Regions from separate parts of the Homo sapiens genome. Here regions 2, 3 and 4 are each linked to region 1. A link is an interaction called in ENCODE POLR2A ChIA-PET data of the cell type or tissue named here. Cell type or tissue: MCF 10A. All regions are shown on one strand. Links, peaks and the distances in the headings refer to the core of each region. The heading gives the core; the rest is flanking DNA.

Region 1 (7,771 bases), core at 1,609-5,608:
ATTACCTCTTGAATGAAGTATCTACTGCTATATAACAAGTTATCTCAAATTCAGCAGCTGAAGATAGTAATCAAGATTTATTGTGTCATTCATTTTCCGTGAGTCGGTTTCTGTAACCCCATAGCCTTTAGGGCTGCAATGCCTATGGCACTAAAAGTCTTGTTATTTGTTTGAGGGGGGAATGTCCCATTTCACTTGGCACATTTCACACCCTTTCCATGTTCACCAAGTAGCACCTGGGGACAGGCAGAGACCCCATTTAGACTTTCAGTTCAGGAGCAGCTTTAGCTGAGGAGCCAGGCTTGTTAGCATTTCAGAGGTGTAGCAGCCTGCCTTGGCCAGGGCAGTGCTACTCCATTGCCAGGATTCTTTTTTTTTTTTCTTTGAGACGGAGTTTCACTTTTGTTGTCCGGGCTGGAGTGCAATGGTGTGATCTTGGCTCACTGCAACCTCTGCCTCCCGGGTTCAAGCGATTCTCCTGCCTGAGCTTCCTGAGTAGCTGGGATTACAGGCATGTGCCGCGAAGCCCAGCTAATTTTGTATTTTTAGTAGAGACGGGGTTTCTCCATGTTGGTCAGGCTGGTCTCGAAATCCCGACCTCAGGTGATCCACCTGCCTCGGCCTGGCAAAGTGCTGGGATTACAGGCGTGAACCACCGCGCCCGGCTGCCAGGGATTCTTAAGACTGTGGTAGACCTCAACCCCAGCCTCGCCTTTGCTACCTGTTCCCAGGTACTGCTTAAACCAAAACCTACTGAAAAGGCAAGTGGGTGACTAGCGTATGCAGGGCTTAGATTTTTGGATTAGGAAAGTGACACTTTCTTTAAGTAAAGACACAACTCTTGGGCTTTCCTGAGGTCAGCAAGGTGTAGGATGGAAGGTGAATTTTAGGAAAGAAGTTGGGTAATGTAGAACCATTCCTACTTTCCCCCCAGGGCCCTAAAGAATGTATACCTATAAGAAATCTGGCTGAGATTTAAGGCAGGGCCTGTGGCCAGTAATATTTACCTTCTAGACAAAGATAACTCACTCATTTGAGGAATTTGGTCGCTACTTTTACTTCATTAGCACCAAGGACTGAGCTAACTGGATCTCCCTTAAGCATCTGTGGCCTCAGAATTTTTTCTCAGGTTCATTAAACTGAAAACGCCCACCACCCCCCTTCCTTTTTTGTTCCCCTCTTGGCAGTTTTCATTTTCTCCAAATGGAAGTTTATAGATATGCAGCTCAGCATTTAGCTGATGTTTCTCTTGGTTGCAGAGCTATTAGAAATAGACTTTTTTCCTCACACAGTGACTATTCTTTTCCCAACATTCTCATATCACTATAGAAGACAGCTCCGGGGGAGAGAGGAGTTGCCAAGCCTTAAGGCCCGAATAACTGGGAATCTGGCAAATTTCCTGGACTATGATGTCCCCTGGCCTGGGAGAAGTGCCAGCAGCGGGGGTGTCAGGGAGAGGCACTGTGCTGTGTGCATGTGCGTGTCAGAGCTCCTGAGCCCTGAAGGAGCATGAGTTCGATTCTGGGATGCTTTCAGTTATTAAAAGCATTATTGCTTTTGACCTTCTCATCCCTCTCTCCATGTGCAGAGTTTTGGTCAGTCTCAGTGGAACATAAAAACTGGTAAGAAAAAGTTTAATTGAAGCAGGTTTTTGAAGCCAAAGGAAAAGATATAAGTTCCACAAGAGCTGTGGCCATTATAGCTGTTTCTGTGGAAAGACTTGGGGCTTGTTCACCTATATGAAGCTTCCTAAGGGACGTCTATCTCCCAGTGCCCTGCCGTGGGGACTAGATGGGCCTGGGTCGATAGAAGGGAGGATGGAAGGAAGGCAAGCTCGTTTCCTGATCAGTAGGAACCAAAAAACCAGGGAGAGTAGATTGTGTTATGTAAAATGAGTCCCTCTGCTTTCTGGGAACATGTGGGGTTCATTTAGGTAATTACCAGCTCAGACTGGGTGGCATAATAATCATCTTTACTTGTTTTTATTTATTTATTTTTTTAGACCGAGTCTTGCTCTATTGCCCAACATGGAGTGTGGTGGCGTGATCTCGGCTCACTGCAACCTCTGCCTCCCTGGTTCAAGCAACTCTCCTGCCTCAGCCTCCCGAGTAGCTGGGATTACAGGTGTGCGCCACCACGCCCGGCTAATTTTTGTGTTTTTACTAGAGACAGGGTTTCGCCATGTTGGCCAGGCTGGTCTAGAACTCCTGACCTCAGGTGATCCGCCCACCTTGGCCTTCCGAAGTACTGAGATTACAGGCATGAGCTACCGCGCCCGGCCATCTTTACCTCTTTTATCCTCTGTCTTTCTCCATTTCCTTTGCCTTACCATTCTTTCATTGCCTTTTATCTCCATTTTATCTTCAGATTCCCTGAAATTCTTCCTTCCCAGGTCATCTAATCAGAATACCCACCTGGTCAGCATTCTGGGCGCCCTGCCGGGACTCCAGATCTCTTGGGAAAGACCATTATTTTTCTTTTTAATTCTGACTTTAAAATTAGCAAGTGCTCAAAACTGCCTTAGTAAAGAAGGAGTTTGAGGAACTAAAAAGTTGGCTCACTGCGGTAGTCTGGGAAATTGTGCAGGCACGTACCTTTGAGAAGCTCTGTGGAGCCCAAGGTGAGGTAGCTGGGAGCCTTGTGACGTCGAAGGGTGTGATCTTGAGTTCACTTTGCTTTAGTCTCATGAATGTGGCCTGCCACTGACTGGGTGATGTGGAATGGCTGCTACGAACAGCACTGGAAGGGTGTGGGTTTTTCAATAAATAACCCCATAGCCTTTAGGGTTGCAGTGCCTATGGCATTAAAAGGCTTGTTATTTGTTCGAGGGAGGAATGTCCCACTCTACTCGGCACATTCACACCCTTTCCATGTTCACCAACCAGCACCTGGGGACAGGCAGAGACCCTACTAAGACTTTTAATCCTGCTGTCCACAGGCCCGTTTTAATACAGCATTTTAGAAGCATGAGCAGTGGCCAGAACCTGGCCTCATGGAACGTGAGCTCCATTGTGCTCAGGTGCCCGAGAATGCAGCAATTGCTCAGTTTCCTGTGATTCATCTCAGATCATCACTGGCACCAACAGGGATTCTGGTCCCACCCTTGGCTGGTGCCCCACTTGGCAGATTTCCCAGGCTGGGAGCACTCTTTGAGCTTTCAGCAGGTCTGCCTGGAGGCTTTTTGCTCTGTGGTTTCCTCCTGGAAGTAGTAATTTTTACTGGGTACCAGAAGCATGCAGTAAAGTTCCACCATGACTGTAATATGTAACTGTGAATGGATGGAGGAGGGAATGAACGAATGGGCGAATGAATGAATGAATGAATATAGACTAGAGGCTAGCAGGCTTCCTGCTTAAGTGAAATCACTGCTCCTCGGTGCTTCTTTGTGTTCAACACAGTGTGCTTGGCATCAGAAACCATGGGGCAGTGAGATTGGGGTTTGGCATCTTCTTTTCTCACATTATCTGTCAATCACCATGTTTTGACTCAGTTTACTCTAATGCTGCTGTGCCTACCGTATCAAAGTCTGAGATTTTCACTTTTTTTTTCCTATGTAGTGAACACTAGCTGCAGTTTTGTTTTCATACCTGGACAGAGCATAAATCCTGCCATGAACACAGCAAAGATCATTCAGAAAGTGAAGAGGAAGGAGAAACAACGGTTCATGTTAAACTTGAGATGCTAATCTTGAAATGCCACCCGTTCTCTTCTGATTAGATTACATGCAGAATAAAACATGCAGGCAATCTCAAACCTCTCCTCTCAGACGTTTCTGATTCTTATTGTGTGCCTCTCTGGGAAGATACAGATAGCATCGAATAATCTCTCTGAGGGAATTAGTTGCTGTTTCCTCTTTCCTGTTTTGAACAAATTTTCTTTAATGCATTGTGTGAGTACACATGTAGAACATATTCTTTGACATCACATAAATATTTACACAATATTTAAAACTCACTGTCATGAAGTATTTATTTCACTTGCAAACATTATCATCTATTGTTCTATGGAAAATTACAAAATAAAAGGCACGGCTGCTTTGATTTTTAGTACCTGGTTTTGTTTGTTTTGTTTTCTTTCCATTGACCTTGCATATTTACCAGTGAATTTATAAAGTCAAAACAGAGCATTATTGAAAGGGAAAATTAAGTAGACTCCCCAGAGATTGAGAGGTAAAGTTTGCACCCTAGCTTCTGTGAGGAGCACCTCCCAGTCATAATCACTGTACTCTGGACTATCATGGCAATTTCTTGCTTTGTTAGCAGAGACCTGTCTATTAAGGACCAAATCCAGAATATCTGAGAACAAAATTGAGGGAGTAGCCATGGGTTATCCCTTTGTGCCTAGAACATTGCCTGGAATCCAGTGTCCACATGATAAACATTTTTAGGATGAATAGCTTATTATATACCCTTGCAGAAATTTTCCATCCACAGTCTTGCTTATATGCGTTTGAGTGTATTCTTTTTTTCTCATTTTATACAAATAAATACACACTATCGACATGTTTCTTAGTTTTCTTTTTCTGCTTAGTTTCTTGGTGGGCTTAGCATAGCTGCTTTGTTAAACCGCTGCATTACGTTCCATTATGTGGGTGTGCCATGACTTAATCAGTCCCCCTCAGCTTTCTTTTCTAAGTATCTAGGTGAGAGCAAGGGCAGATGTGTGGGGAGGTGGGTGATCAGCAGCTGACAGGAAACTTCTACACACACAGTTGGGTACAAGTGGGACTAGGCTATTTTGCCATCCTTGGGAGGCGTGGATGGCTGGGCCAGGGTGGGAAATCCCAAACTGACATTTACTGTTGGCTGCATGGCCTTTCACAAGACAGTTATTTAACCTCTTTGTGCCAAAAGTAATGCCTTGTGATATTAGAGGAAGTATGTAAGATGCTTACATATTGCATGAATATGTAATGTTGATACTTCATAGATGTGTAACATGACCGCAGGTGCCTGTGATGCTCCCACAAACGTGTGCGTGAGATACTATCTCGCACGTGTGTGATGCTCTGTCACACATGTGAGGTACTACCTTGCACGCATGCGGGATACTGTCGTGTGTGTCAGATAGTAGTACCTCATACACTTAAGGTGCTTGGAATCATGCTCAGCATCTGGCAGGGGTCCCATAAATGCTAGCTGACATCTTTCAGCTTTTGAATAGGCAGGGTTTGACAGTTATTTAGACCAAAATACCAGGATAGTTGAATTGTTTTCTTTGTGTTGTAAAATTACCTTGAAGACTATAATCACTCTTTACCTGGATTCCAAGATAAGCCTCCTGATGAGCTGACCCCCACCCCAACCCCAGGGTTTTCCTCAATCTAGTCCCATTTCTGCTTTTTTCTAGAGTTAAGTCAGTGTTCCTTGCCCAGCCCAGTCTTTCTGACAGTTTTCCCGGTCCTAAAGCCTTGTGGGATGGGGTGTGGGGAAGATAAGGCAGGCGCTCCCTCTTACAGTGGCAAGTAGGTAACATCTGGGGGTAGCTGAACCCCAGCAGGTTGGGGGCCACAAGGGAGCATCGGAGCAGGTTCTGCAGGGTCAGGGATGAGGCTGTCGCTCTTCCTCAGTGAGGCATTGTTGGCTCCAGGGAGATAGAGAGATGCAGGGTTTCTGGAAGTCAGTATTGGATTACTAAAGCCACAGCTTTGGTGGATACAGCCTGTTTTTGGAAAGATAAAAGAGAAAGAACCTGAACCATGGCTGTATATGTCTGATCTCCTCAGGGCCAGGGGTGTGCTGGTGGTAAATGTTTAACAACAACCTCCCCAAGAAAGTCCTGATTTGTAGCATTTGTTGATTTTCCTGTAAATACCCCCATGGTGGCCATTTCACGCTACTATGTGTAGTCCTCAGATGTGGAGCGGTATGTACTACAGGATCCAGAGCTGGCTTCAAACCCCACTGCCATGGTCATAGGAGGAGAAAACCCTCCCTTCAGCATGTGCTAGATGGCAGGTGAAATTCAACAATCACCATCTGAACCCATCACATTTTTGGCAGTATTTTTTCTGTCACTTCTGGTCCTTACACTATCAATTTTGGGGGCCATCCTGGAGTGTCCCCTGGGGTGAAGGAGGTCCTGGAGGCCTACCTACCACCCCACAGTAGACCAGCAGAGGGAGAGAAGGGCAAACAGGGGCCAGGCTTCCACCACCCTTGCGAAGCCTGGTATGCTTAGGAAGAAGAACTTCACTTGGGCCTTTATCAACCATTATAGTCAAGGTCAGGACTATGGTGCAAGCAGAATTTAGGACTGCCCCAAGTCTCAGGAATCAAATAATATTGTAATGTAGTAGTTTAGAAAATCAGATTAATGAAGGAAATAACAAAATTTGAAGTAAAGATACAGTCAGGATGACTCATTTTTTTTCTTTTTTTCTTTTTGCCTCAGAATCCAACATGGGTCTGTGCTGCTCCTCTCAGCTTGAGGTTTGGGTTGAGCCATGGAATTGCCCCTCTCCTGATAGATAAGATAGGAAAACAGTGGCTCAGAGATATTAAATGACTTGTTCAAGGATATGAGGCAGGTTTTGGGAAAGGACAAAATTTGTCCAGTCTGCTAATACCTCATTCAACCATACTGGCAGAAAGGGGAGGTCAAAAGAGAGAGCTCAGAGAAAAGAAAGAAGACCCCACAGCACACCTGCCTGGGGAAAGATCCCTGTGTGCCCTGAACACAAAGGGTAGGGGACTGTCCTGCAGTGAGGAATGACAGTGGTGCCCCAAGATCATGCATGTTGGCAAGTCTGGCCCAGGCAAGGTTGACCCTTGTTCTTGGCTCCATATACTCTGGAAGGCATTGCTGGCATCCAGGCATACGTCTGTGTGTGTTAGAAATTCACTGTTAGCGATTCACAACTGCAAAGATATGGAATCAATCTAAGTGCTCATCAGTCAATGAGTGGATAAAGAAAATATTACACACACACACACACACACCATGGAATACTACTCCGCCATAATAAAGTATGAAATAATGTCTTATGTAGCAACTTGGATGGACTTGGAGGACATTATTCCATTATTCTAAGTGAAGTAACTCAGGAATTGAAAACCAAAGACTGCATGTTCTCACTTAAAAGCAGGAGCTAAGCTAAGGGTATGCAAAGGCATACAAAGTGGTATAATGGACATTGGAGACTCAGAAGGAGAAGGATGGGAGGGAGGTGATGATGAAAAACTACCTATTGGGGTACAATGTACACAACTCAGGTGACAGGTACACTAAAATCTTAGACTTCGCTACCATGTCATTCATCTGTGCAACCAAAAACCATTTGTATCGCAAAGCTATTGAAATAAAAAAGTTTTTTTAGAAAAAGAAATTATCTGCTGAATATTCCTAAACTGAAAGGCAATCTAAGAACACTGAGGTTGTGGGTGCCCCTGACCCCACATGAGGAGGGCGTTCAGTTTTTCCAGCTTGCTTTTTGTGTGGGAGGAGACGTGGTGGGTAAGAGAAAGGACAGTGGAGCAGTGAAAACTTCAATGACCAGACTGGCCAGAAAATGTGGTCTAGGGTTTGGTGCCAGGGGCCATCTCTCCCTGAGTCCCTGAGTGTTCCTGTGGTGCAGACTGAGAAGTCTCACCCCCAAAGAAAACGGGCCAGGTGAAGTTAGGTAAACAGAAGAAGAACTGCACGGTACAGACCCCATTTTTGCTCCTCTTGTCACCTGCCTACAGCCTGTGAGAGATTATCCCGTGCATTGGGGCTGTAAAATATTCATTGATATAAAACCTTCTGGAGTTTGAAGTTCATAGCCTAATTG
Region 2 (7,771 bases), core at 1,781-5,780, 120 kb after region 1:
CTCTAGGGGGTGCTAAGATACAATCCAGATGCATAGACTTCACAGTCTGATTGGATACAGGAGAGTTTAGCACATAATTATACAGCATTTTGTGTTGTTTTCCATGATTTCCTGTCTTCAGTTTCTAGCTCTTGAAAAACATAAGCCATGGCTTATATCATCTTCTATATCCCCCAGCCACCTACCCAAAATCTGGGCCCCCAGGAAAGACCTGTTGAATTGATAGGTTAGATGATATAGACATGGAGGGGAGAAGATGTTTCAGAGTGTGAAGTTAGGACCCACAATTTCCTTATATGGTACATTGGAGAAACTGCTCATGCTGTCACCAGCATATCAAGTATGGGCTGTTCCAAGCCTGGTCTTTAGTTGGTCATTTATGTGAAATCGATGTAAGAGCTATAAAATCTTTGCACGTATAAACAGCTGACAGGTGATGGAGAATCTGTGTGTCCAAAGAAACCTAACTGCTGCTAAGGAGAAGCCTCTGGCTATCCGTCACACCTTGAAAGGCAAACAGGGCAGGCCTAGTTTTCTCTTCAAAGACAGGAAAGATTAACGCTCTGGGAAAATGGAGCCCAATGGGAATTTCAAACACACGATGTGGTTCTTCCAGCCAGTAGGTCATTATGAACTATTCTTACCCTAAATGGCCATGACACATAATCTCTTTCCTAATTTTATTATTTTACTTGCTATCACAAGACCGTAACTTTTTAGACATTCAGGTGAGATTAAGGGAGGAGGAGGTGGAATAAGGCTTTTAAAATCTTTGATTACCTCAGAAAACGTATTTGCTTACTTTACCAGGAAGTTGATGTTTTGTTTTGTTTTGTTTTCTACCCATGCCAAGAGGGGATTAATGAGTAGCTGCTGGGTTTGCCAGCTTTCTTTTGATTTCATTTACGTAATTAAGCAGTTCTCAGAATGACTTGAGGTTCTCACCCTGCATCAAAACATGCTTCTCAAATGTGTTAGATTTGGAGGTCAGAAACAATGCAGACTCAGTAGAGTGAGGGGAAATGAAAATTTTACCTTGCTTTAAAACACCCTTAATGTGTAAAAAAAGAGTTGATCGTGCTTTGGGGTCATGAACATGGAGCTTTGTTGAGTAGAAAACAAGTTAAAACTAAAGTTCAAAATGGGCTAAAGTGAGAATAGCTCAAGATGAGGTTTTACAATAGAAATGATGTGGGGAAACCAACTCTGGATTACCTTTGAGTTTCTAGCAATCTGAACCATGTCCATGGTGGGTGTTCAAGAACTCAGGCATTTGACGCAGACATAATAGGAACCCACTATATGCCTGGCTCAGTTCTAGTTGCTGGACTACAGTAAGGAACTAAAGCCACAAAAATTCCTCCTCTCATGGTGCTCCCTGGAGTGAAGGTTGGATGAGCAGATTTTGTTTGAGCACCTCCTCAGGTATGGAGTTTGGAGCTAGTATTGCTTGGGATTGCTAGGAAGAATAAGTGTGTTCCTCAAGGAGCTGAACATCTCACTGGGAAGTGAAGACAACTATCCAAAGAACAAAAGAACCACTCAAGTCCATAACCAAATACTGGGGTGTTGATATAGACAGACCCTCTGAAATGGTGAGAGTGGGCACCCAGCTCCAGGTTCTGCAGACACAGGCTCACGGCAGCAGGCTGGCTTAACTAGCTAACTTAACTAAGCAGTAAGAATTTGCAGTTATGCATACACACACACACACACACACACACACACACATTTTTAGAGGCAGGGTTTCACCGTGTTGCCCAGGCTGGAGCACAGTGGTGCGATCACAACTCACTGAAGCCTTCACCTCCTGGGCTCAAGCAACCCTCCCACCTCAGCCTCCCAAGTAGCTGGAACTACAGGCGTGCACCACGATGCCTGGCTAACTTTTTAATTTTTTTGTATAGACAGGGTCTTGGTATGTTGTTTAGGCCTCAAGCCATCCTGCCACCTCAGCCTCCCAAAGTGCTGGGATCACAGGCATGAGCCACCACACCTGGCCTGCAGATATAAATATTTAGATCACTCTTTGCTTCTTATAGCCCCCTAACCTTTTTTGTTCTTCTATTCACATGGTGTTTGCTTTTAAAAGAGATTATAACAACTTCTCTTTCAGGTTAGTTCAATTCCCTTAAAAAACAGCAAGCCAGAGTTACCAACAGTTCCTGCCCTCATGAAGCACACAGACTACGGCGGGGAGGGGAGAAAGTTATAAATTAATTACACAAATAAAACCTCAGCTGTGCTGAATGCTACAACAGAGAGTGTAGCACGTCACAGGGGGATCTGACCTTGTCAGAGAAGTCAGGGGCAGCTTCCTGGGAGAAAAGATGGTTGTGCTGAGATCTGAAGGGTGAGGAGGGGAGAGAAGAAAACGTTCCAGGCAGAAAGAACAGTGTGAGTAAAGCCCTGGGGCAGAGGGAACAAGCGACAGCTGGAAAGGAGAAGACTGAGAAGATCACACAGACTTTGAAGCATATTAGAGAGTTTTCCGTTTATTCCTAGAGTAACAGGGAGACTTTAATAGAATCAAGCTATAGAGGCTGGGCACGGTGGCTCATGCTTGTAATCCCAGCATTCTGGGAGGCCAAGGTGAGTGGATCACTTGAAGTCAGGAGTTTGAGACCAGCCTGGGCAGCATGGCAAAACCCCATCTCTACTAAAAATACAAAAAATAGCTGGGCATGGTGGCATTTGCCTTACTCCCAGCTACTCGGGAGGCTGAGGCAGGAGAATCACTTGAACCTGGGAGGCGAGGTTGCAGTGAGCCAAGATCACACCATTACACTCCAGCCTGGGTGACAGAGCAAGACTCTCAAAAAAACTAAGCAGTGGACTTAGAGGAGGAAGCGGGGTGGGTTACAAGCAGATTTCTGTTTCGGCAAGGTCCCTCTACCTGGAGCGTGACCAGCATTTGCAATAAATGTGGGGAGCATCAGAAGCAAGGCATCTGCAAGAATCTAGACAAGGGATGATAGTTGCTTGGGCCATAATGGTGGGCATGATGGTGGTAGAGAGAGAGAGAAATGGACAAGTATACAGGGAAAAAGGTACAAAATGCAAAGATACGATAAGTAAATATGACAGGACTTGGTGAGGGCTGAGGGAGAGAGAGGTATTAAATGACTAAGGTTTCTGAAGGGTGAAGCTTTGCCCCGAGACCTAGAGAACTAGTTCATTGGGGTAGATCGTGAAGTCAATTTTGGACATATTGGGCTTGAGTGCCTTTGGGGCATCTGGATGGAGATGTCAGAACCGCAGTTGGATGAGTGGTCCGGAGCTTGTGAGTCATCTGCATAGAGGTGCCTTGGAAACTGGGCGTGGACAAGATCCTCAGCAAGCACTCAGTGAGGATGGGGAGCATCTGGAGCCCAGCCTCGTGGGATTCCAACACTTAACAGCTGGGAAGAGGCGAAGCCCATGAGAGAGGCAGAGAAAACCCTGCCAGAAATTTAGGGGGGAAGCCTGAAAGCCAAGGGAAACAAGTGTGTGTTGAAAGAGGATGTGGTCAGGGAAGAAAGCTGCAGAGAGGTCAAAGAAAATGAAGACTTACGATAATAACTGCTGGAATAGCATCTATAGCAACAGTCATAGCCAATCTTCATTTTGAGACAGGCATTTTAACATATAATTTAACCTTCATGAGAATTCTGTAAGGCAGCTTCTATTACTCAATCATCCTGATTTTTTTTTGAGACGGAGTTTCTCTCTGTCACCCAGGCTGGAGTGCAGTGGCGCAATCTCAGCTCACTGCAACTTCCACCTCCCGAGCTCAAATGATTCTCTTTCATGCCTCAGCCTCCTGAGTAGCTGGGATTACAGGCATGCGCCACCATGCCCAGCTAATTTTGTATTTTTTGTATAGACAGGGTTTCGCCATGTTGGCCAGGTTGATCTCGATCTCCTGGCCTCAAGTGATCTGCCTACCTCAGTCTCCCAAAGTTCTGGGATTACAGGCATGAGCCACTACGCCCGGCCCATCCTCATTTTTACAGATCAGAAAACTGAGCACAGAGAGCCAAAGGCATTTGCCTGAGTCATTTGCAGCCAGTGAGTGATAAAACCGATATGGGAAGGCCTCTTTCTCATCCCACAGCCCCTACTCTTAAAAACTGTGTCCAGTGTTGGTAGAATAAAAAGCATCCAGGGAGGATGATGGGGAGGGGAGATTTTTTCCCCTTCAGAGATTTGGAGTCTCCTAAACACAGTCAAGGAAATACTCCATTGTTGCTAAAGTCCGAGTCCAGGGCTGGTGACTGTGGAATGGGCACTTCAGTGGCTGTTTCAGGTGGTGTGGTTCAGTGTTCAGTGAATGATCCAGCTGTACTTCCCATGTGAAAGGCTTATCCTGGTGCTGCAGGGCAGAGGCTGTCAGAGTGTTGTCCCTGGCCTGCCAGCATTGCCCGGAAACTTGTTAGAGGATTCAGATTTTCAGACTCCGCCCCAGATCTTCTGAACCAGATATCTGAGTTGGGGGGCTCAGGAATCCATGTCCTAACAAGCTTCCATGTGATTCTAATGCACAAGTTTAAGAGTCTTTGTTCTTGGAAGGAATCCTTGAAATGACAAAAAAGGAGACCAGAATAATGTATAATCCTTATATTGCACAGATGCAAGATACCTAGGCAGAAACCAGATGGAGGAGAGTCAGTGCTTCTCAACCCTGGCCGCACATGGGAATCACCTGAGGAGCTTTCACAATTACTAAGGCCAGGCCCCCACCCTCAGAAATTCTGATTCCAGTGGTCTGGGGTTGGCGAGAGCATTTAATTTTTGAAATGAGGATTTGAGTGGAGAATGGATGATTGAATAAACAGTGGGCAAGGCAGCCCATGTACTTCTGATTACAAAATTGTACTCTGGGGAGAAAACGAGGTAGGCTTTGAAGGCGAAGGGCAAAGTAAATGGAAGAAAAGCTGGACTTAGGCCCTTTGTGAATACCGGTAAAGATGGAATAATTCTGGAGACTGGAGTGGGGGTGAAGGTAGTTTGAATTAGTAACAATTCTTAACTATGGACTTTATTTTCAAAGAGATGTCAATAGTAAGATAGATATGCTTTGTAAATAAAGAAGCTCATTGGTAAATGTTACTGAGACCTAATGGAAAATAATATGCTAACATCCTCCTGGAAGCTTCACTTAGACTATACCTATGTGTTAAAAATGTGAGCCGGGCACGGTGGCTCATGCCTATAATCCCAGCACTTTGGGAGGCCAAGGCGGGTGGATCACGAGGTCAGGAGATCAAGACCATCCTGGCCAACATGGTGAAACGCCATCTCTACTAAAAATAAAAAAATTAACTGGGCATGGTGGTGTGTGTCTGTAATCCCAGCTACTCAGGAGTCTGAGGCAGGAGAATCGCTTGAACCAGGGAGTCAGAAGTTGCAGTGAGCTGAGATCGCACCACTGCACTCCAGCCTAGCAACAGAGCGAGACTCCATCAAAAAAAAAAAAAAAAAAAAAAGAATGTGCTCTGCCTCTCTGGCCTTTTAAACCTCACCATTTACTTCGCTAACCTTCCTCTACAACTGATCTGGTCAGTTTACTGGCCCCTAAACTTGCTCACTCCGTTCCCATGTCCTGGCATTGGTTCCTGCTGCCCCCGACCTTCTTTTTCTCTCCAGGCCTAGCTGCATCTAAAATCCTCCATGGCCTCCCAAGTCAGAGAGCTCCTTTTTCTCTGAATCTTTTTAGCACCTGGTGTCTTTCATGCATTCGACTCTTATTTTGTTTTTTTATCATTTTGTCCATTTCCCATCTCCACCCCTGGATTGTAAGCTCCCCAGGACAGCAATGGCTTGTAATTATTTGCCCTCACCTAGCAGCTTAGCACCCTAGGAGCTTAGAATATAATAGTCAAGAAACGGTGCAAAGAGAATGTCAGTCCATCCTCTCCCCACATCATCATGGATTGCAGGTAAGAGGGGGCCACCTACAATAAGGTGTGACTGTGGTTTGGCCGTTCTGAGGGCTGCCTTGCAGGAGGAAACCATAGGGGATCCTGGAAGGAATATCCTCCAAAGTAAAAAGTGGCCCTCACAGTGCATGGGGGTTCACAGTCTTGATTCCACATTGCAATCTATTGGTCTCCTGGGACTGCCTCAACAAATTACTGCAAACTTGGTGCCTTAAAACAATAGAAATGTATTCTCTGGCAGTTCTGGAAGCCAAGAGTCTAGCATCACTGGGCCTACATGAAGGTGCTGGCTAGGCTGTTCTCCCTCCAGAGGTTCCGCTCCTTGCCTCTTCCAGCTTCTGGGGCTGTCTGCATCCTTTGGCTTGTGACTGTTTCACTCCAATCTCTGCCTCTGTGGCCACTTGGCCTCCTCCTCCCTGACTCAGGTCTTCCTCTACCTGCCTCTTATAAGGACACTTATGATTGTATTTAAGACCCACGCTGGTAATCCAGGATAACCTCCCTATCTCAGGATCCTTCACTTAATTACATCTGCAAAATCCGTTTTTTTTTTTTGTTTTTGTTTTTTTTTTTTTTTTTAGCCATATAAGGTAACATTCACACATTCAAGGGTTAGGACCTGGATATCTTCTAGAGGAGGATTGTTCAACCTACCACACATATAAAGACAACTGGAGCCCCAAAAGGGCAGAGACTTGTCCAAGATCACACTTCCAGATGACAACAAAAATCAAAGATCCAGGTCTCCTTTCTGTCCATTTAGGCTTCTTCCACTAGACCGAGGTGATGCCCACCGAAGGCGGACAGAGAAAAAGTAAAATTGTGCTTCATACCCTAATCTGTGTGCTTTATTCGTTTGTCTTCTTTATGGATCAGGTGCTACCAGGATTCACCCACCTTTGAGGCTTCTTCCCCCTTGAGTCTTGGTAACCTTACACTGAGCTCACACTAAGCTGGCCTGTGTGGGCAGCTGCAATCAAATGACCCAAATGGCATTTTCTTCTCTCCTTTCAGGACCGCCTCTTTTTCGTCATGGAATATGTAAATGGTGGAGACCTCATGTTTCAGATTCAGCGCTCCCGAAAATTCGACGAGCCTCGTTCACGGTTCTATGCTGCAGAGGTCACATCGGCCCTCATGTTCCTCCACCAGCATGGAGTCATCTACAGGTAGCCTCTTCTCTCCTCCTCTTTCCTGAAAGTGAAGAAAATAAAGGATGCTTCAGACACTTGAACTGACTTCAGCTCCTGCCCACTCGTCTCTTAGCAACCTGCTTTAGATTAGTTGTTTGTTCCAATTTGCTTACAGAAGACTTTTTTGGGGGCTGTTTATTCCTGTGAATGTTAGTATTTGAATGGCCCTGGGAGATTTGACCCACTGTTTGTGCCAGTTTTGATTTAAAGCTCAAGCATGACATTTTAAAGGCTTGGTGCCAGGTGACCTTGGTGTGACCTTCGTTTTTCTCTCTCTCCTCCACCCTCTTCCTTGAACATCAGGGCATTCTCTTTACGTGTTTCTTCTGTGCCATGAACTTCCTCCCCTTCCTAGTCTCTTGCCACTTCCTGAGTTTGTTTGGCTTAGTTTTCTCCAGCAGATAGAATCAGGGAAGGAGGAGTTGCTTGAGGGACTGGGGGTTTATGATCTTGGGTGGGGAACAAGGAATGGGAACTAGACAATATCCAACAGGAAGTTACTTTTTGCAGATCATCCAATCCTTTATTACTGCCCACTCCCCTTCCAAGAAACACACGCACGTCCACACACACATGCACGCGCACACTGATTTTCCATGAAGAGAACAAAACTACAAAGGCTCTTCTGTGAGGTCAGGAATTCTGGGAGGAGTAAAT
Region 3 (7,771 bases), core at 1,852-5,851, 140 kb before region 1:
ATGTGGGGAGAGGGTAATCTCCAGGGACCAGCAAGAAGGATACGGGTGTGGACCTGCCTGGTGGGGAACTCCAGGATCGAGAGGGTAATAGATTCGAGGTGGAAGTAGGCCTGAAAATGTAGGTAGATTTTATTTGGAGGGGGAGAGGGGGAGTTTGGGAGGAATGAACTGTGCTAAGGAAGGGCAGAATGAGAAAGGCCTGGCATAGTAGGAGGGCAATATGGCTGAGGCATAAGGGGGTGGGAGACAGTTGGGAATTTCAGGGCTGGGTTTTGAAGGATGTTAAATGTCAGCAAGAGAAATGACTCGTGACAGCAGGAATCACAGAGTTGAAGATTTTTTAACTTTGCTATTTGGAAGTGAGGTCCTTAGGAGGCCTTTTGTCCTTGAGTCTTGTTTCCCGACACAAATGCAATTGAAGTTTTCAAACTGAAAGCTTCTCTGTCTTCATTTGTTGTTCTCGATCATTCCCAACTTTCTGTTTGGTGCATGGTTGTTGCAGATTTTTGCATTGTCCCTGCAAGAGTTTACAGTTGAGGCCCCAAGAGATTGTCCTGGGTCATGTTGACCTTAGTGGCAGAAGCAAGGCAAGACACCTGGCCTTCTGTCTCCCCACCCCCTTCCCACCCCCCAGCATGGCAACAAACTGCAATCTTATGAGGTTCTAGCTCTAGCTCCCTCACATCCAGAAAACTTGTTTGGGTCTGGCGACAAATCACCTTATACAAGAGATTACACAGCCAGCATATTTGAGCCCCAAGGGTCAGGGGAGCCAAGCCTGGGGTAGGGAGGTGGAGGAGGCTCTTGGTTCAGGACTTCCAAGGCTAGTCTGGGATAATTCACCCCTTCAAGCCTCTTGTACCCTATCTCACAGGCTGTGGGCATACTTCCTTTTTGTAATATTTAGAAGTTGGTGATTGATGGAAAGGAGGGACAGCATTTAAAAATATTATTTATGTCTAGAGTTACTTTACTCAACATTGAATATTTACAAGTGGAGGTAATTATCTCCCCTAAGTTAGAGTTTCTAAGGGAAGAGACAGACCACCATAGCCTGGAGTGGACACAAGCAACAAATGTGAATTGAGCAGCCTCTAAATGTAGGACCCTTTGCTGGGCCCAGGAGGATGGTGGGGGTGGAGGTATAGAGCAGGCCACACCTCTGAAGGGCTACCTGTGGAACCTACCTGGGGACTAGTAGTACAGGTGAGAAGAGAGTTCCTGACAACCCAGTTGACCCTCAATGCCCAAGGGGTGTCTCAGAGGGAGACTGCTGGAGGAAGGATTGAGGAGTCAGGATGTGCCCTAGGAAAGAAGGTATTTGGAGCCCAGCATGAGGCTGATTTGGGGACTGGCATGTGTCGGGGGACTTGGGCAGGATGGTGGCCAGGGGAGCCCGGCCTGAGCATTGGGCACTGGTGGTGGTAAATAAGGTATGATTGGAATGCAGGCCACAGTACAGAAGTGGGTTGCAGTGTTGTGGAAATGAATGTCACCCTGGGGACAGAGGGAAGGCTTGGGCAAGAAGTGTCCCGATGGCAGCTGTATTGTAGATCAGCTAATTGAGATTCTATCTGCTGGGTGGATTCATGCTGAGGAGAGTAAGGGAAGACCTAGGAGCTGTCAGGCTAGAGGCTGAGGATTGGCACCAGGGACGAGAATGGAACCGAAGGGTGGGCACAGCAGCTTACAGTGAAGGGCTTGAGGGGGCTTAGTGACTGAGGAGCTCTGAGGTGCGGGGCGTGGGAGGACCTGTAGCCGGCTTCGGCTGAAGGGCCTGGGAGAGCAGGGTGCAGAATGTTCTGGCACCTGTCCAGGGTACTCTGTTTCTGAGTCATTTGTGTGTACCTTTTCAGAAATGGTTGTGTAATGTCCACACATATCAGTTTTTGTAGATATCAAATTTGTGTGTGTACAAAGGCACACAGAGACAGGGAAGCTAAATGTTCCTGTCACCTCCAAAAGGGAGAATGGTAATTTTGTATTTTGTAGTTTAGGGAAGGCCCCATGGCATTTTAACAGCAGCCGATTTACGGAGGATGAAACTTGAGCCAGCCCGGGAGAAAAGTGCTGTGGGCTCTTGGGAGAAATGAGAAAGCAGCCCACATTGTGTACCCACAAGCAACCCCAGCAGATGAGGTCAGCGCCTGGGGGTGCAAACCCTCTGGGGTGGCCCAGGTCCTGCCTGCAGGGTCGTGGCTGTCTGCAGATGTGTCTGTTGCTGGATGTGGACACAAGGGTAACTGCCAGCCATCCCCAAGTCTGCACAGTCACTCTCTTCCTTGTGCCTGGGCTGGGGTGCCCTGTAATGACTCTGGGCATAGAGAGCTTTGTGCCATGGGATTTGCACTTTCCACCTGGGTAACTAAGAACAGCTTGGCAATTTAAGTGGTGGTTGGGGTGCCTTTGGAGGTGCTGTGGGGCAAGACGTCCGAATCCGTGTCACTCACTGAGTGAGTTCCATCATTGCTAAGACTTTTCTATAGATTTCTCTTTTCTGCCTTAGTTAGGAGTGCTTGCTTTTTAACCTTCTGTCTCTGTAAGGAGAGTTGCTTCTTAACTTTTTATTTCAGTAATGATTCCCTTATGCAAAACTCTCATTAGTAATTACCCTTCTCTCCCACTGTAGGGTATACGATTGGTATGGGATGGCCAAAATATAATCACAGATAAGTGATGGATCTATTTCATTTTTTGATTGGGTTCTGTTAGTCACTGCCTTGTCATTAATTCCTGTTAAACCCCCACTCCCACCCCAATTGACCAGGTGCCATGCTAGGCCCAGGGGAAACAAAGAGGTATGGACTCTGTCCCCAAGGAGCCTGGGCTCCTACTGAAGTTGTTCCTTGCTGTCAAGCCGTGTGCTCCAGGAAACTTGTCAAGGAATGAAATGGACTCCACTAGGGCTTTGAATATTGGGATAGATTCCCAGGCCTGGGATTCTTAAGGCTTGAGAAGTTTGTCCTCGAGGACCACAGCCTTCCTGCTACTTCAAACGACACACCTGGATCTATGAGAGTTATCAGCAGTAACGTTGAGCCTCTGCTCTTTCTGGATGAAAAGGAACTGGAATTGGTTGGAAAATATTTCACCCCTAGTAGCTGAGCTGTTGAATTACTTTCGCAGACAGGCTATTGAAACTTTTGGATCTCATTAAATCAGGAAACCTGCCATTCACTGACAGATTAATGAATTAAAGAATCAGAGAGTGACTTGACTTTCAAGGAAAGTAAGTGGTGGATTTTCTTCTACTTGACTAATTGGGTACCAGGGGATGTGTTACACTCCAGATAGTCACTCCACAGCAAGAAAGTCGGGGGTAGGGAGCAGAAAGGAAGCCAGGAGTGGGCCATGGTGGCAGGCACTCCCAACTTCTTGGTTTAAATGCCACCAGTAGGCATCCTAGGAGAGCAGCTTCCATCTGCCTGGGACAGAGAGCTTCCAGTGTTCCATACCTGTGCCTCTGGCTGATTTCCCAGGTTGTTCCCTGGGCCCAGTTCCACCTCTGAGGGCATGTCCAGCTTTGCTGCTGGCAGCCACAGAGGCATCTGAGAGGCATGTGCTCTGGACAACTGGGTCTGTTCCGTGCTGGCAGAGCTTTCGCAGAGGCCTGCCCAGAGGCTCGCAGCTCCTGGGAGGAGCAAGGATATGGCGTCTGGCTCAGCTGAGATGGACTGGGCATTGCACTCACAGGATGTGCTCACTGGCTCACTGGCTTTCCTTGGCACTGCAGGGAGGTTGGCAGGCTTATGTCACACACCCTGCAGGCTGCTGCAGTTCCATCCTGTGTAGTGCTGACTGCACTCCCAGCTTTCTATGAGGGCACAGCCCAGCATGGCTGTATGCAAGTTTACTATGTTTGTTGGTGGAGAGGTAATCTTGAGGCAATCAAAGAGAATCAGGGATAATTTGCAGGCTTCAGCAGGACTGTTCTGTTGTTAACACAATTAGTTCCATTAATCCTCTCCAATCATCTAAGGTAAACAGACAGCCTTTGAAGTCAGGGCAAACATCTTTATGAAGAAAGGAAAGGATGAAGTGATCAACTCCTTTCTTTCCAAAGCCCTTACCATTGTGAATCCTGAACAAAACATTAAAAGCACCACCACCTGCTATATCCACACAGGAGGACCAGGGAAGCAGCTCGGGGAGTCTCTTAAGCGGGGCGTGTTGTGTCCCCAGCAGGGCATTGGGTTGGACTGGTGGGGAGGACTCCCTTCCCCAATTGAGCTCTTCAAGAAAGCCTAGAATTAGCCTTTGGATAACAGTCCGGTTGGGCTACTTAAGTTGACCATTTCCTCCCTCCCTCCCTCCGTCCCTCCCTCCCTCATTTCCTCCCTTCTTTTTCTCCTCCTTTTCTTTTTATTTTATTATGGAAAATTTCAAACATATTCAAAAATAGAGCAGAATAATGGACCCTCATGCCTCTACCACCCAGTTTCAATAGTTGTGACCCATGAGCAATTTTCCAGTTGGTATTTAATGATCGCCACCCCTCCCTTTATGTGAGTTTTCTGATTTGTTGTGTGTTGCTTATCTGTTTATGAATGAAGGGGGAAATTCTAATGGAGATTTCCTGTCTCTTCTTTCTCTTCTCCCTTAGAAGTTGAATGGGCCAACAATTTTGGTTGATGTGGAGGTTTTCTGGGCCAAGAAAGCTGCAGTCAGGGCAGGAGACGGGGTTGGAGAGGTTGGGTGGTGGGAACCGGGAAAAGGTTCTGCTGAACGTGGGTTCGCCTGGTGGGGTACATGGATTGAGAAATGAGACTGCCTTTTTGTTTAGATTTCAGCAAATTTGCCAACTCCACATTACTTTTTTCCTCCGGGGATGAATGTAGAACTAGTAGCCTTCATAACAACAGCTATGCCAGTGTCATCTTTGCCTGGCCTTGGTTCTAATCCTCTTACTCCCTTTTCTGTGTCTCACCTTAAAACAGGAGCTGCACCTTGTGGGGAACTTGTGGCTCTGCAGCCTAAGTAAGAGAGCACCTTGGGCAATAGGTTTAGGCACTAGCCACGGTTTTCCTGCAACAGGCCTGGGACTTGGGGGGGCCCTGCTGCAGCCCCCACCAGTGTATCTTGACAGAATTTCGGAGCTAAGGTGTTTAGCGGTGAGGGGTGGGACACCAAACTGTGTTAGAGCAACAGCAGCAGGCAGATAGGTTTCTTAGCAACAGGAAATGCCATTATGCCAACTTGAAACATTAGTTCAGTTTTCCTACTTTTTTTTTCCCCACCACACAAACCTCACTTTGCAAAAAGTGCAGACAGTTAGTTCAGTGGTGCATGAAATCAATGTTACACCTGATTTAATAAAAACTACAGTATGCAGCTGGGCCCAGTAGCTTGCTCCTATAATCCCAGCGCTTTGGGAGGCCAAGAGAGGAGGATCGCTTGAAGCCAGGAGTTCGAGACCAGCCTGGGTAACGTAGCGAGACCCTATCTCTACAAAGTATGTTAAAAAAAATTAGCCAGGCATGGTGGCATGCACCTGTAGTCCCAGCTACTTGGGAGGCTGAGGCAGGAAGATCACTTGAGCCCAGGAGTTAGAAGCTGCAGTGAGCTATGATCATACCACTGCTTTCCAGCCTGGGCAACAGAGCAAGATCCTATTTCAAAAACAAAAACATACCCCACAGTGTATATTTGGCAGGGACGGGGGGATGGGGGGATGATAGACTTAGGTTTTTTTGCCATCTCTTTAGAAGATATACAGAAAGTTAACAGAAGCAGGGCTTTTATAAGTCATGTGTCTGTGAAGAGGGTGCATGTTTGGTGGTGATGGTATGGAAGGAGAGAAGTCAAAGTAGACCCCACCCAGGGCAGTAGAAGTCAGGCCTTTGCATTTTCAGACACCGGAGCAGATCCTCCTCACCCTCCTGGTCTCAATGTGTTGGAGGGCTCCAGGGTCAGTCCTCATTCCTCTAGTTTCATGGCTCAAACTACAGATCCATATCTTTTATCCAAAATGCTTAGGGCTAGATTTGTTTAGAAATAAAGCATTTGGGGGAATTTTAGAAGGTTAATATAGTAAATATTCTGTATGTTACATGACATTCCCACTAGATTCTGGGGCAGGTCTTTGTGATCAAACAAATAATATTTCTATATCACAAATGTACAAATATTCACATGAAGTAGAATAAACATAGACAGCAAATAGCCTTATGTCATTTTGGGTTAGGTTTTATTGCTGAATAATTTTGACCCAAACTTCAATAAAACTTTTAGTTTTTAGAGCTGTGGCTGTCAGGATTGTGGGTCACAGATTGTGGGTCAGTGCCATCTATCTGCTGCCAACTACCAAATTCAGGTCTTAAGCTTGGACCTTCCCCCCGAACTTCAGATCTGTAGATGCAGCTGTCCCCGGCTGTCTCACAGATGTCTCCGACATGGCCAGTGCAAACCTGCTCCTGTTCACCCCACCCACCCTGTTCTGATCACCGTCTTCTGTTCAGCCAAGGGCAGCTCCATGTTTAGGTCAGGCCAGAAGTCTCCATGCAATCCCTGCCTCCCCTCCTTATCTCACACACTACGTGCAATCCCGCAGCAAATCCTTTTGGCTCTATCTTCAAATTACATTCAGAATCTGACCAATTCCCATCACCTCCACTACCACCACCCCTTCCCAGCCACCATCATCACTTGTCTGGACTATTGCCATAGGCTCCTAAGTTGCCTTCCTGCGTCCTCATGGGTGCCTGAAGTTTATTCTCCATGCAGCCACCTTTTAAAGTGTGAGTCACAGCATCTCACTGCTCTGCAGTCTCTCCTCTGGCTTCCCATCTCACTCACGGCCAAAGCCAAAGCACGTGCCAGGCCCTGGCTCTCTGACCTCATCTCCAACTGCCCTCCACACTCTGCTCCAGTCACACCCGTCTGCTTCAACTACTGGCAAAGACCAAGTCTTCCCCTACCTCCATGCCTTTGCATCTGCTCCTCTCTCTGCACCAGTCGGGCTGGCTTTTTCGATGATCAGGGCTTTCCTGGATCAAAGATGATACAATTCTTACGTGTGTTTGACCAAAATATCATATGGAAATCTAATATCTAGGATAGAAGATCATAAATGAAGGATCTATTCTGACATTCAGAGCTTGAACAGTTTTCAGATCCTTTCTGCTGTGTGCTTCAGGAAATATCTTCCCTTGTGGTTCAGATCGTGGTGTGGGCTTGAGCATATGTGAGTCTCATTTGTTGTCCAGCTGTATGAGCCGGAATTGTTCATTTTTAAAGGCCTGGACTTCATAAATCATGTAGAAAACAAGCACAGATGTATAAGGAGAGTTGCCCATTTTCAGAGAATAGATAGTCCGTGCTTCCATATATAATTTGTACTTCAAAACTTATGTATTACTTAGTTACAGAATAAAAGCCAGTTGGACAGTTTAGTGCACCATTAGATTACATGTTAAGGCAGGTTCTATCCCAGAAAACAGAAAATCATGTCCTCCTTCTTATTTACATCTTGTTCATTGTTTTGATATAAAATCTAAAAGTCTTAAAAATTTGATTTATACCTTCAAAATTCAACACAGAGTCAACTGATTAATATTGGATTAAAGGGAAATGTCACTGACTTTGACATACCTAATAAATTCTGTTTTACTTTATGTTATATAAATTTGAGACTTATGCTTCGTTTCCTTAGAGCACCAGCATTTTTCTTTTTTTCTTTTTTCCTGTCTTATAAAGAACTCGAGACAAATAGGAGAATATATTCCAGCAGATTCCTGTACATACAAAGATAGTGACTCTGAATAGCTGGATG
Region 4 (6,308 bases), core at 1,998-5,997, 280 kb before region 1:
GCTTTTGCTGGTTAAGGTAACCAGTCATTTCCGAACTTTTTTTCAGTTGTAAGGGCATAGAATGAACGTGCACGCCTGATTTAGTGTATTAAAACTAATATCATGTGAGGACATTTTATAGATAAGAGGTTAGAAGGCAAACGACTCTATTTTGAGAAAAATTTGGAGGGAACCTTTCTTTCAAGATAAATAAATTATTTACTGTCCAGAAGTTTATCATGTAATTATCTGGATTTTTTTTTTTCATTTCTCTGAGCTTTAGCTCAGCCTCGATGGACTCTGATTTCATAAATACATTACATTTTTCAATTTTAGAAGTCATGGGAAGAGGCACACAACTTTGGGAATTTGTGAAACTTAAAGCAAGTATAATGAAGAGATACATACTCATTTTGTTTGTGTTCTGTTTCCATTCCATTAACTTCTACTATCACTCAGGTTCATCCTTGTTGAGGCCTAGACGAGTGGAAGGTTTCTCATTTTGAAGTTAGTTGTTTTTTAATTGGTCACGCAAAAGAAAGGCTTACATTGATTTTGAAAGACAAAACATGTCATTGTTTTTTTCACTAATGCCCAACTTCTACATGGCTGACTGGATATTGTTCAAATTTTCCAAAAGAATAGAAAAGAGAGAGAAACACCCTTCTTTTGGATCCGAAGCCAGTCATGGAAAATTTCATCCTGAAAGGATAATTTTTCATAAATATGCAAGCAGCAGAATGGCAGTGTGGCTGCAATAGAATCTGCCCCAGGACTTCCATGCATAGTACTTTGCTGTAAACACGAAACTACAGGCACACATATACTCAAAAGAATACACAGTATTGGAAGCCTAATTATTTCCACTAAGATTGAGATTATTCCCTCTAAGAGCTATACTGGAGAAAGCAATGTGTCTTACTTCACTTTATTCCACATCAATTCACAAATTTTTATAGCATATATACTCTGTGAAAGGTGATACTGGGCTAAAGAAAATAATTCTGCCCTCAGTTTGCAATCTAACAGGGAAAATAAAGTCCATATATATTAAAATCTAAGTCTGTTTATAATAAGTGCCAAGTAGACAATATGGACAGGAAGTACTGTGGATCTAAGGAGGTCAAGCTCATGGGTGTACAGGTTGTAATAGTTATGAAGCCTTTTCAGTAGCAGTAGAACTTGAATGATGGGGTGGATCGGGATAATGCACAGAGTGGGTGCATGTGGAACACTTACAAGAAGAGGGGATATGGGGAGCTGATGTCCACCAAGAACAGGGAGCCTGTAGTCTGCGGGTGTATGTGGGGCCCTGCTGTAGTGGTGTTGATTGACCTCTGTAGGCACTTTGCCTTCCTTCTTCTGTGTTCCCTCCAGCTAGGGTAGAGAGGACTGGTTCAGCTTGGCTCTTCCGGGCCTGCCCAAAGGACCATGCAACATGAAGGTGAAGTCCTTGTAGAGCAAAGGGCATGAGAAGTCTCTCTTCTAAACCTAGGCTCTGCCCTGTCTCCATAATTTTATTTCATGATGTTAGATCTGGGAAGAGATTTAGCACATTTCTGTATTAGTAGAGCATTTGAGGGAGATGATAACTATTAAACAAGAGAGGTAAAGAGAAACATTCAGAGATGAACAGGTTTATTGGGATAAAGAGTGAGGGTACAGATTTGAGGCTACCATTCACAGACCAGGGCTAGCTATTCTAGAAACAATAGATGTCATTAGACAAATAATGACATGATGGTTTGATATTGGTGTTCTAAACCTCCAGAGGTTAATAACTTTGTTGGATTTCAGTGGTGGACACCAGCAATCTTAGGAGGTCTAGCAGCAAGACTGGTTCTTGCCAAGTTAGGAGATGTTAGTTTGTTAGTGCTGATTGGATGGAATAAGCATACAACCGCTCTGTGTGCCCCCTTCTTTCCCCTCTGCAGGGTGTGAGAATGGAAAAAGAGAATTACACTTCTGATAACCTAAATATTCGCTAACCTGTGGTGGGGATGCTTATTTTGGCCTTTTAGGCGCAAACTTGTTTCTTTAACTGTTAGTTTTATGGTGCCCAGGGTTAAACTTTAAAGTTGGACTGTTTACATGCTTGCGACATGGTGAACCAAACGGGGAAAGTAAGATAAAAACAGGCTTGATAAAGGCCAGCCGACTTCTGCCAGTAGGCTAAAACTCACAGACTCTCAGATATATACATACATATATGGCCAAGATGTCTTGCTGTTAAATGGTCTTTAAGAGAGCAGAAAAGCCTTTTTAACAAATGCACCTATTGTAGAGTCTTTCCAATAGCCTATACCTTTCAACTTGTGAAGATAAATAAGAACATATGGTTTGTCTCAACATGCTTTTAACAAAAACCAGATGAACACATGTAAAACAATTAGAGAGTTGTCTTAGGTACCCTGAAGTTCTTATACAGGATATTTGCTCTTCATTCAACGTTTATTGACTACCTACTGTGTTCCAGGCCACCAGACCCTGTGTTAGAGGTTAGAGATTTAAAACTCTAGTAACTTATGTATTATAATCTATACATGTCATTTAAAGACATAGCATTTTTGGGCTGAGTGCGGTGGCGCACGCCTGTAATCCCAGCACTTTGGGAGGCCGAGGTGGGTGGATCATGAGATAAGGAGTTCAAGACCAGCCTGGCCAAGATGCTAAAACCCCGTCTCTACTAAAAATACAAAAATTAGCTGGGTGTGGTAGCATGCACCTGTAATCCCAGTCACTCGGGAGGCTGAGGCAGGAGAAGCGCTTGAACCCAGGAGGCAGAGGTTGCAGTGAGCCGAGATCACCCCACTGCACTCCAGCCTGGGAGACAGAGCAAGACTCTGTCTCAAAAAAAAAAAAAAAAAAAAAAAAAAAAAAGGCATAGCATTTTCTTAATATAATAAGCCTCCTGGTGGGAAGTAATTGTGATTGAGTGTCTAGGGCAATGTAGTTATCCTAAATTTTAACCAGGTGATTTTAAAATCACCATTTGGAAAATGGTCCCATTATATCTATTTGTAAACTGAGTCATGAAAAAGTTGTCAGAGTACCCAGGTAGGCGTTTATGATGCACCTAAGTACAGGCCAGCCAAAATTGTTTTGGTTTTGGTGCTTCCACCTGTGATTAATGTCCCACTTGACTCCTTGAGCTGTTTCATCTGAAATTATATTCCTGAAATTCATCTGGCTCTGCTGATTATCTCTACCTGGGCCTGTGGATGAGATCAGAGAGACCAGAGCTGGGGCTATTTCTTGGTAATGCAACTGCCATTCCCCATGCGTGGACACAAATAGACAATGCCTGTGGGAATCCAAACCCCAAGGACTGTGAGAGGCATGCATGCCCTGTATTAAAGCAGCAGCCTGGCTTGGTGCTCACTAAGTGCATGGTCAGCAGTCACTACTCCTGTGACATGTATTGTCTGAGTCACTCATTTGGCACTTATTACATCCTGTCTTGGGTTATTAGTAACCTTTGCATGCATTTGTTTCTCCTCCCCAGCCACACCGCCCCAGTGGTGCAGACTCAGGGTTCTCCTCGCCATTCAAATTCTTCACCAGTGCTCTTTATGGGCAGTAAACTTGGTTTTTATTTTAATTATGAAATGGTAGTGTTTAAGCTTATTAAAATATAAGTGTTGTTTATCCAAACAATCATAAATGAACTTATTAAATTTTTTACAAACAGCTTTACTGAGACATCTCTGACATACAAACTGCCCATATTTAAAGTGTAGAATTTGATAAGTTTGAACTTCATAATATGATTTCTTATTCTTTTTTTCAGATAACATGATTTCTAACTCATTTTTTACAGATAACATGATTTCTTACTCATTTTCTTTTTCAAAATGATGTTTGATGAGCACCGATTTTACAGAGGGTGCCTGTCTGAGAGTACGAGGTAGGAACTTTTGAAATAACACACTGGTGGTAAGGGGGTAGTTTGGTTCCCAGATAACTTTGAGATTCTAGTTTTATTTTTTATTTATTTATTTTTTTTGAGACAGAATCTTGCTCTGTTGACCAGGCTGGAGTGCAGTGGCACGATCTTGGCTGACTCCAACCTCTGCCTCCTGGGTTCAAGTGACTCTTGGGCCTCAGCCTCCCAAGTAACTGGGATTACAGGCACACATCACCTTGCCTGGCTAATTTTCTTTTTGAGATGGAGTTTCACTCTTGTTGCCCAGGCTGGAGTGCAATGGCGCGATCTCCACTCACTGTAACCTCCACCTCCTGGATTCAAGCAATTCTCCTGCCTCAGCCTCACAAGTAGCTGGGATTACAGGCATGTGCCACCATGCCTGGCTATTTTTGGTATTTTTAGTAGAAACGGGGTTTCATCATGTTTCAACTCCTGACCTCAGGTGATTCACCCACCTCAGCCTCCCAAGGTGTTGAGATTATAGGTGTGAGCCGCCACGCCCAGCCAAGATTCTAGTTTTCTGCCACGGTAAATTGAGGTGTTCCTGGCATATAGTAGGCAAGAAATAAAGCCTGTTTATTGAAGGCTATGTGTATGTAGTTGTAAAGTCACCTCAGTTCTCTTTACGAAAAAAGAATATTGTACGTCTTTTATTTATTTTTAATGGGGGAATAGTTTGTAATGGCCTTAGTAACTTTGAGCATTTTATCCTCTTGACAAATCCAGCAGAGATTTTACTTCCTGAATGAAAGGATACTGGCTAGCCAAGCGTTGGTTGAAATGTTCAGTGGGGAAAGTAAGTTGATATTCCTATCACCGCAGAATCTCTTTGTCTCTGGATTTCCCTTTGATTTTCACAAGGACTGAGCAAGTCCTGCAGGTAATTCAGTGCCAGGGCAGGCTAGCTGAGTTTTAATTGATGCTAATTAGCACCCCCATAGACTGTGACAATTTTTTCCCCTCAAGCAGTCAGCCAAGTGGCATTAGGAAATGTGAGACATCTTTCTTTGGAATCGTCATAGGAGCAGAACTATTTTCAGGCCCAGTCTCCTTGGCAGGTCTTGCCCTTCTCAGAAATAGTGAGGAAATGAGATAAGAAAAGTAATACCCCGAGGAGTAAGGTGCCAAGTAGTTCTAGACCCAACTGTGGGCTTAGGACAGCAGGGAGAGGATGCTGAAGGATTTTGCTCTCAAGTACCTTTGCTTCTAGTTGGAAAGAATGAGAGATAGGATGGAATGAAGTCTGACTGCTGCATGGGAGCTGGGGGGAAATGCTTTGCGGGAGCAGTATTTATGGCAAGTTCAGAAGACATCTTCTTACCTTGAACAAGTCATTAGAGCTGGAACTGTATACTGATGACAAAAGATAAAATATAACAAGATAAACGGTCCCAGGCAGTCTTGTGTGCTCCGTCCTCCCAGCTATACTCCACTGGAATCCAGTGTCTGCCTTTGGTGGTAGATGTTCCTGTTTCTCCATCCCTTGGCTAGATATATATTATCCATTGATAGGCAGCTAAGTTTGCAGCCAATTCTCAATCATTTCTTGTGGTGGGGGACAGAAATAATGTGGGAAGCTAAGTTCACCATCAACCCAGGGACTTATTAGCTGGAAGTTTCAAACTGCCTTGCCACTGAACACCATAAACAACTTCAGACCACAGCTGACTTGGTGTTTGCTGGTAGGAGGGAGTGAGAAATTATGCCAGAGGTGGGAAAACTTGTCAAGTCAAGGGGGAGGTCTCTTTATTCTTCCCCTGTGCATTCAGAGAGGTGATGGTGTCTCTCTACCTCATTGAAACCTGCTCCCAGGAGCTTCTGAAGTTGGCCATTTAGAACCCAGTGTGAATATAAGGCAGTGGATTCCCTTTTTCAGGAAATTTGTATTTTGAATCTAGACCTCTTTGATTAACCAGAAGGTCTTGGCTCCTGGTGAAGAAACCATGAGGAGATGGGGGGATAGGCAAGCATGATTCTGAAATGACGCTGGGGAGGATCAGGGCTATTTCATCTGTGCTCACATGAACACCACAGTCAAGCCTAAGGCTGGGCTTTCAGATATCTGACCTAGACTCTCTATAGGAAATATATTCTGCCTTGCGGCATAGCATGCACCATAAGGAGCAGTGGAATAGCACTTACCCTCACTACATTGAGAGGCATTTGATCTATGTTAATAACCTATTATTTTACTTAAAAAATGTTGGTTGGACCTACAATATTGATTTTACAACCCCCTAGTGGCATGTGACCTACAGGGCTAAGCTGAGTTGCTCTTTCTGGTTTCCTGCATCTGGGCGCCTAGTCAGGGGGCAAGTTGGGACTGCACCTCGATTTTCATTTCTTTTGCCAAATGGGCACCCAGACTTGGGGCTGGGTCTGCCAGAGGTGGCAGTGCTTT

What was found. ChIA-PET counts read pairs that join two places held together with the same protein. Peaks named below come from ENCODE experiments on the same cell type or tissue, not always from the same donor. Only the 100,000 strongest peaks of a DNase experiment are listed, where the experiment ranks them.
Region 2: POLR2A ChIA-PET joins it to region 1 with 7 read pairs; 2 of 35 experiments call an interaction of 5 or more read pairs at or near these places.
Region 3: POLR2A ChIA-PET joins it to region 1 with 8 read pairs; 1 of 35 experiments calls an interaction of 5 or more read pairs at or near these places.
Region 4: POLR2A ChIA-PET joins it to region 1 with 5 read pairs; 2 of 35 experiments call an interaction of 5 or more read pairs at or near these places.

The regions. Positions count from the first base shown.
Region 1 is chr2:45,961,328-45,969,098 of GRCh38, forward strand. All of the region lies in intron 2 of PRKCE (protein kinase C epsilon), which reads left to right. It overlaps LOC124907761 (a long non-coding RNA gene), which reads left to right. Exons shown (of 2, transcript XR_007086305.1): 1 at 1-2,124; 2 at 3,558-4,502. Among named protein-coding and RNA genes, the nearest start is that of PRKCE-AS1, 290 kb to the left of the region's middle. RefSeq lists an enhancer at 2,107-3,306 and a silencer at 2,923-3,217. In MCF 10A, for the core only: no CTCF peak of the experiment used is centred there; a DNase peak (open chromatin) is centred at 3,114.
Region 2 is chr2:46,079,273-46,087,043 of GRCh38, forward strand. PRKCE (protein kinase C epsilon) reads left to right here. Exons shown (of 15, transcript NM_005400.3): 11 at 6,936-7,090. Among named protein-coding and RNA genes, the nearest start is that of EPAS1, 210 kb to the right of the region's middle. In MCF 10A, for the core only: no CTCF peak of the experiment used is centred there; a DNase peak (open chromatin) is centred at 3,389.
Region 3 is chr2:45,820,272-45,828,042 of GRCh38, forward strand. The region is part of intron 1 of PRKCE (protein kinase C epsilon); the gene reads left to right. Among named protein-coding and RNA genes, the nearest start is that of PRKCE-AS1, 150 kb to the left of the region's middle. RefSeq lists a silencer at 1,699-1,993 and enhancers at 3,093-3,615, 3,616-4,137. In MCF 10A, for the core only: no CTCF peak of the experiment used is centred there; a DNase peak (open chromatin) is centred at 3,560.
Region 4 is chr2:45,678,460-45,684,767 of GRCh38, forward strand. The region is part of intron 1 of PRKCE (protein kinase C epsilon); the gene reads left to right. Among named protein-coding and RNA genes, the nearest start is that of PRKCE-AS1, 6.1 kb to the left of the region's middle. In MCF 10A, for the core only: no CTCF peak of the experiment used is centred there; DNase peaks (open chromatin) are centred at 3,422 and 4,372.